2 separate regions of the Homo sapiens genome follow, and region 2 is linked to region 1. Evidence: chromatin contacts called from ENCODE Hi-C or POLR2A ChIA-PET data. All regions are on one chromosome and are shown on one strand. The core of a region is the stretch at or near the end of the contact, and the rest is flanking DNA. Distances in the headings are between cores, read along the strand shown. Region 1 overlaps BMAL1 (basic helix-loop-helix ARNT like 1). Region 2 overlaps BMAL1 (basic helix-loop-helix ARNT like 1).

Evidence for each region. Hi-C counts contacts between places; a loop is a spot of excess contacts on that map. ChIA-PET counts read pairs that join two places held with the same protein, here RNA polymerase II (POLR2A). Pooled maps may share reads with other maps.
Region 2: a pooled map shows a loop between it and region 1 (3-fold over the local background). The contact joins two enhancer-like sites. A Hi-C loop is called at or near these places in 1 of 37 single-sample maps with no recorded cell type and 9 of 50 pooled maps. POLR2A ChIA-PET finds 5 or more read pairs at or near these places in 3 of 52 experiments (K562, RWPE1 and activated CD4-positive, alpha-beta T cell).

The regions. Positions count from the first base shown.
Region 1 is chr11:13,335,160-13,337,953 of GRCh38, reverse strand. The region is part of intron 3 of BMAL1 (basic helix-loop-helix ARNT like 1); the gene reads right to left. Among named protein-coding and RNA genes, the nearest start is that of BMAL1, 59 kb to the right of the region's middle. Within about 2 kb of position 1,338, at least 5 of the 41 ENCODE cell types and tissues checked have a DNase peak (open chromatin) inside an H3K27ac peak, as active enhancers do.
Region 2 is chr11:13,383,689-13,386,482 of GRCh38, reverse strand. It overlaps BMAL1 (basic helix-loop-helix ARNT like 1), which reads right to left. Exons shown (of 20, transcript NM_001297719.2): 19 at 692-794. Among named protein-coding and RNA genes, the nearest start is that of BTBD10, 78 kb to the left of the region's middle. Within about 2 kb of position 1,447, at least 5 of the 41 ENCODE cell types and tissues checked have a DNase peak (open chromatin) inside an H3K27ac peak, as active enhancers do.

The sequences.
Region 1 (2,794 bases), core at 89-2,588:
CTAATTAATTGTGAGAGGGGTCAGATAAATTGCCTGAAATCCCTCAGCTCACAAGTAGGAAAGCCAGGGTTCAAACCCAGCTCTGTCTGACTCCAAAGCTCTGTGACAACTGAAGCAATACTACCTTTTCTGAGTTAAAACAAAACAAAATCTCTTATAAATCAATAAAAAGGCAAATACCTCAGTGGAAAACTAAGCAGAGACTATGAATAGGAAACCCCAAAAGATGAAACACAAAGACCAGTAAGTATACAAAAACATGCTCAATCTCATAACCGTCAAAATTTAATAGATAATATGCCACTTTCACTGCTCATATTAGCAAAGATTCTATTTAAAGATAATACCAGTATTAGTGAAGATGTGGTAAATGGGCAGGTCAGTACACTGTATATCTGAATATAAACTGATATATCTTTTGACAAAGTAATTTCATGCCTAAATTAAATTTTATGTTTAAGAACATCATCTCTTACATAGTACTCTTTTAATAGATATGCACTGGCATCTGTTAATATATCAATAGATATAAATAGATATACATTTAATAAATTTTCATTTAATTAGTATTCATTAGTGAACTGATATACATTGATATACATTGGTGAAAAAGGGTACAAACGTATATACACAATATTTCCCAGTCTTCTTATGTGTCTATAGAAAAAAGACAAAAAAAAATTCACCAGAATATTAAGACATCTCCAACTGGTGAGATGGGTCAGTTTTGTTTTAACGTTATAATTTCTCAATTTTCCATCTTTTTCTATATTGGACATGAATTATTTATATAATAAAATTTCATAAACACAGAAAGGACTGAAAGGAAACAAACCAAAATGCTGATAGTAGCTATCTTTGTGGGCTGAGATAATGGGTAGTGATTTTCATCTTTCAATTTCTCTACCTGTTTCAAACTTTCTCTTATGAGGTTGTGTTACTTTGAACTAAGCAGAACTATAAAACTTAGTAGTAAGTATTCAGATTTTCTGTAACTATATCAATATCATAGAAAAGATTTCAACTAGTTTCCAGATAGGAGTAACAAAGGACAGGGAAATCACACACCAGCTACCCTAGATGAAAGCCTTGGGAAATTTCCAACAGCGAGTGTTAAGGGACCAAAAGCTTACTGCCAGCCCACACATGACCACCAAGGCAGCATCTGACACTGGCACATTCACAGTTCGTGTTTGCCTTTTAGGTGTCGTGTTCAGTTCTGAACGCCTGGCTATCCATGGCATCAACCCAACAGGCACACAACACTGCTGCTCAGTACAGTCAGTGCTGGGCAGCATATTCCCTAGTGACGGTTGCTCTCTCCTGGGGATCCTCCTGGATGTCAGACCCTCGTGGTCCAACTGGAGAGCCCTCAGGTTTCAGGACAGGTAGAGGCCCAGGCTTGAGGCAGGAAGCTTCTGGTAGACTGACTTCAACCCACCCAACTTGGCCTACAAGTTGCCCCCACGAGAAGCCTCATTACCTCCTTGACTTTCCCTTGGACCTGCCCACAGCTCCCAGAGTCAGTCTGACTCAGGCCGAGGTGCAGGCAGAGGCCACAAAACAATCAAAACAAACTTAGTAAAGAGTGGGGAGCCTGGCTGGCTTTTCTTTCTTTAAAAGTCTATATGGGGACGCTTTTAAATATATATATGCACAGGTGGGAGGAGTGAAAAAAATAGAGATTGCAAAAATGAAAAAATATGACAATGGAAACTGTTTCAGGCTCTTTTAGGATCATATACTTTCTAAAAGGGACAGGGGAAACATCAAAACACCTCATTTCTCTGACAATGAATGCAGTTAAAAATTTGGACTTCTACTACATATCCTTATGTAAAAGGACATTTCTAGGAGCTATGAAACCATTTCTTTTCATTTAAAGTCTGTCTTAGGATTTTTCTAGCTAATTTGTAAGCATGTGCATGCATGCACGCACACACACTCTCTCTCTCTTGCTCTTTCATATTGTCAAAAATGCAATAAAAATATTTTAAATATGTCTTTAGCTCTCTTGAAATCTGTAAGTAATATAACCTTACAACACTTATAATTCCAAAAATAATCAATATAATGCCCTAACTGTAATACAAAGAAGAAAGGAAATATAGTTAAAAATAAGACAACATGTAAATCAATATGTAAGTATTGGGGCACCGCTACACCAGAAAACATCATGAAAGATATATGAAATGCTTGCACCTATTCATAACAAATAGGTAAATCTTATATACTTGGTAGCTGTGTTCGCAGAAAATTCAGTATATATTAAAAACATGCAAAAATTATTTGTGTTTATGTGTTAATTGGAGTCAGACTCTAGGCCCAGATAATTTTAAGCAGGGTTTTGCCCACAAGAATGCACTGAGCATTAGGCAGCTATGCAGATGTTGGGCAATCTTTTGTTCCCCAAGCATTATATCTAGCACCCCTGCCTTCCCCTCTTCCCCCAGTAAAAGCCTCGTCTGGGTCACTGTGACATCCAGATCACCCACACACATTCCCACGATGTCCTATAGGGGGCGCGAAGTACCCATTCAGAACCAGTAGCATTTCTACAGACAAAAAGAGGCAGAGAGGTTAGCTATTTACCCAAAACAACAGACAAAACCCAACAGCAGACAGGACTAGAATAAGAGAAGGAATAGACAGCGGAGGAAGAAGGAAGTTATTATTCTCATATTTATGTTTCTTCACTGCTAGACATCATGCCAAGGACTGTTATGTCCATGCAGAATCTCATCTAATCCTCCTGTCAATCTTCCAGGTTAGTAGTATTATCATCCCCATTTTT
Region 2 (2,794 bases), core at 198-2,697, 48 kb before region 1:
AGATGCTGCTTTTTGGGCTGCATGGCTATCTTTTTTTATATCGCTGTTTTTTAGAGGAAAGAACCAATTTTTTAAAAATACGTAAGAAATAAGTGGGGTTACGTTGTGAAGAGACAGCTCTAAGGAATCAAATGATCATTTTAGAAATAAGTACAAAGCGCTTAAAATTTAGTAAATGTTAAAAATATTTGAGTCAAGCTTATTTTAATAATCTGATGTAACCAGTTAAGAGGAGTTACAAAAAGAAAGGCAAATAGGAAGGGAGAGTTTAGGAAAAAAACAGATCTAGAAAGCCCAGGGGAGAAAAAGATGGATGTGATGGGAAAAGCAAACTCTTTTCACTTAATGACTTTTAATACCTTCTGATATGCTTACTAATCACCCTTCTAGGCATTATCTCTGAACCTTCATTAGCCTTCTCTCTCTGAAGAGATTATGCCCCACATGGGAGAAAGCCTATGTCTAGGTAGCTGTAGCCTCCTCTTGAGTTCCAGGCACAAACTTGGACCTCCACCAAAACTCAAATACTGGTCAACTTTTTAGAGATTTAAACAAATTTTAAACTTTTATTCTGTTCCTATCAAATTTATCTAGGATTAGCTTGTTTCACACAGTTCAGTTCTTAAAATTGACTTTATGTAAGATGTTTTGCAAGCTCATTGCAATGGAAACGAATAATGATGCCACTTACCAAGAATAGAAGAACTATCAGAATATGGATAACCTGGGTTCTCCTGAGCCTGGCCTGATAGTAGGCCACTGGAAGGAATGTCTGGAGTCCCTCCATTTAAAATCTACAAACAAAAGGAGGGAAGTGTGAAGTTTGAATCAGTATTATGAGCAATGCCAAAAGGAAAATGAAGCATGGGGTGGGGTGGGGAGAAGCTTCAAATGGCTTCAGTTTTCTATTGGATGATTTCAAACAAGGAACTGTTAGACAGACATGGTCAGAGTAAGAAAAAACCTCTCCCCCGAACTATTCTTTTCTCTCCATTTTAGTGAGCCCACAGAGGCAACTTAAAGGCTGAATAAAATCCCAAGAGCATTCAACTGCCTGGAATCATGATGCCCACATATTTCTTTAGGACCAATGCCTAAACTTCAATGAGCCCAGCTAGACGTTTCCCCTATAAGGGAATAAAACATCTTATAGTGACAGATATTTCTGAAGAAGAAAAAGTGGAGTTAACAAGCTGTGAAGAGACACAGCTCAAGGAGTCAAATGAAGAAAACAGAAGTAAATCTCTTATACTACAGGTGCCAACTTCAGTAACCTGTGGTTTAAGTTAAGACAGGCTACTGGGGAGGATTATTACTACTACTCAGTAAGAGAACTCTGTCTCAAAATCTCCCCCACTCACCCCAGCTGCCTTCCCCTGGCTGAGTCTCAAAGAAGAGCATTCTTTGAGACCTATCTGGATATACGTGAGGAAACAGTTTGGTAGCTGCTGCTTTCAGGAGCAGCAATGATTTCAGGCTTTGCCAGCAGGTGGCATTATAACTTACTTTATTTCCACAGCAACGTTTTGGTCTAGGGACCCTTTTACACTCTTAAAAAAATCATTGAGGACTCCAAAGAACTTTTGCTTATGTAGGCTGTATTTATCAATATTTACTGTATTTGAAATTAAAACTAATAGATTTCTTAAATGTAATAAACCCGCTACATGTTAACATAAATAATGAATAGTATTTTAATGAAAAATAACTATTTTCTAAAACAGTAACAAAAAATTACCAGGCAGAGTATTATCTTACATTTTTGCAAATCTAATGTCTGGCTTAATAATTTTCAACTGGATTCTCATATATGTTTTTCCATTCAGTCTATTTAGATACGTCTTGTGATTCAAGTATATGAAGGAAATCCAACCTCCCACAGATAAGTAGTTGGAAAAGGGAGGCATATTTTAATAGACTTTTCAAATAATTGTATTCTTTTTTGATACCACTTCAAAACTTGACACGTAGAAGTTTCTTAAAGGTGAGTTGCAATGTGGAATCTGAAACCATATCAATGAATGTTTTGTACTCTTTATATCTTGGCACTTAGGATGGATCTTTTACCCTTACATGATTTTGAAATACCTTGCATTGTTTAGTTACAAAATATTGGTTCACTGAGTTATGCAGATCTTCTATATATTGACACATTTCATTATAGAGCATCAAAATATCACTATTATTAATACTCCCTATCTCATCAACAACATTTTTTAAGTTTTAGGAAGATCTCAAGGTCAAAGTAGCAGAGACAAGTTTTCTAAAAATTCCAATTTTTGCTTGAAAGCTCAGATTTTATCATTGGCAACAAATGTCAGTCATTTTCCTTAAAGTGACAGGTTCACTTCATTCATTTCCAAAAAAAAAGTATTCTAAATACCCAAAACCGAATGACCATATACAATAAAAATGGTGTCCAATGAAAATAGTAGCTAGTTCAACTCACAACTTAATCACACAAGTAGTTTTTGAGACAAACATCATACTTTGGTATGCAGCACAAGTTCTGTGTACTTCTCATTTTGTCACAGAGCATTAAAAAGATGTGTGCTTGAGAATTTTATAAAAGTAATGATGGACATTTTCCCTCCCTCCCTCACTCCCTTCCTTCCTTTCCTCCTTCCCTCCTTGATAGGGTCTCACTCTGGTTGCCCAGGCTGGAGTACAGTGGCACAATCTCAGCTCACTGCAGCCTCAACCTCCTGGGCTCAGGTGATTCTCCCACCTCAGTCCCCGGAGTAGCTGGGATTACAGGTACACCACCACACCTGGATAATTTTTTTTGTATTTT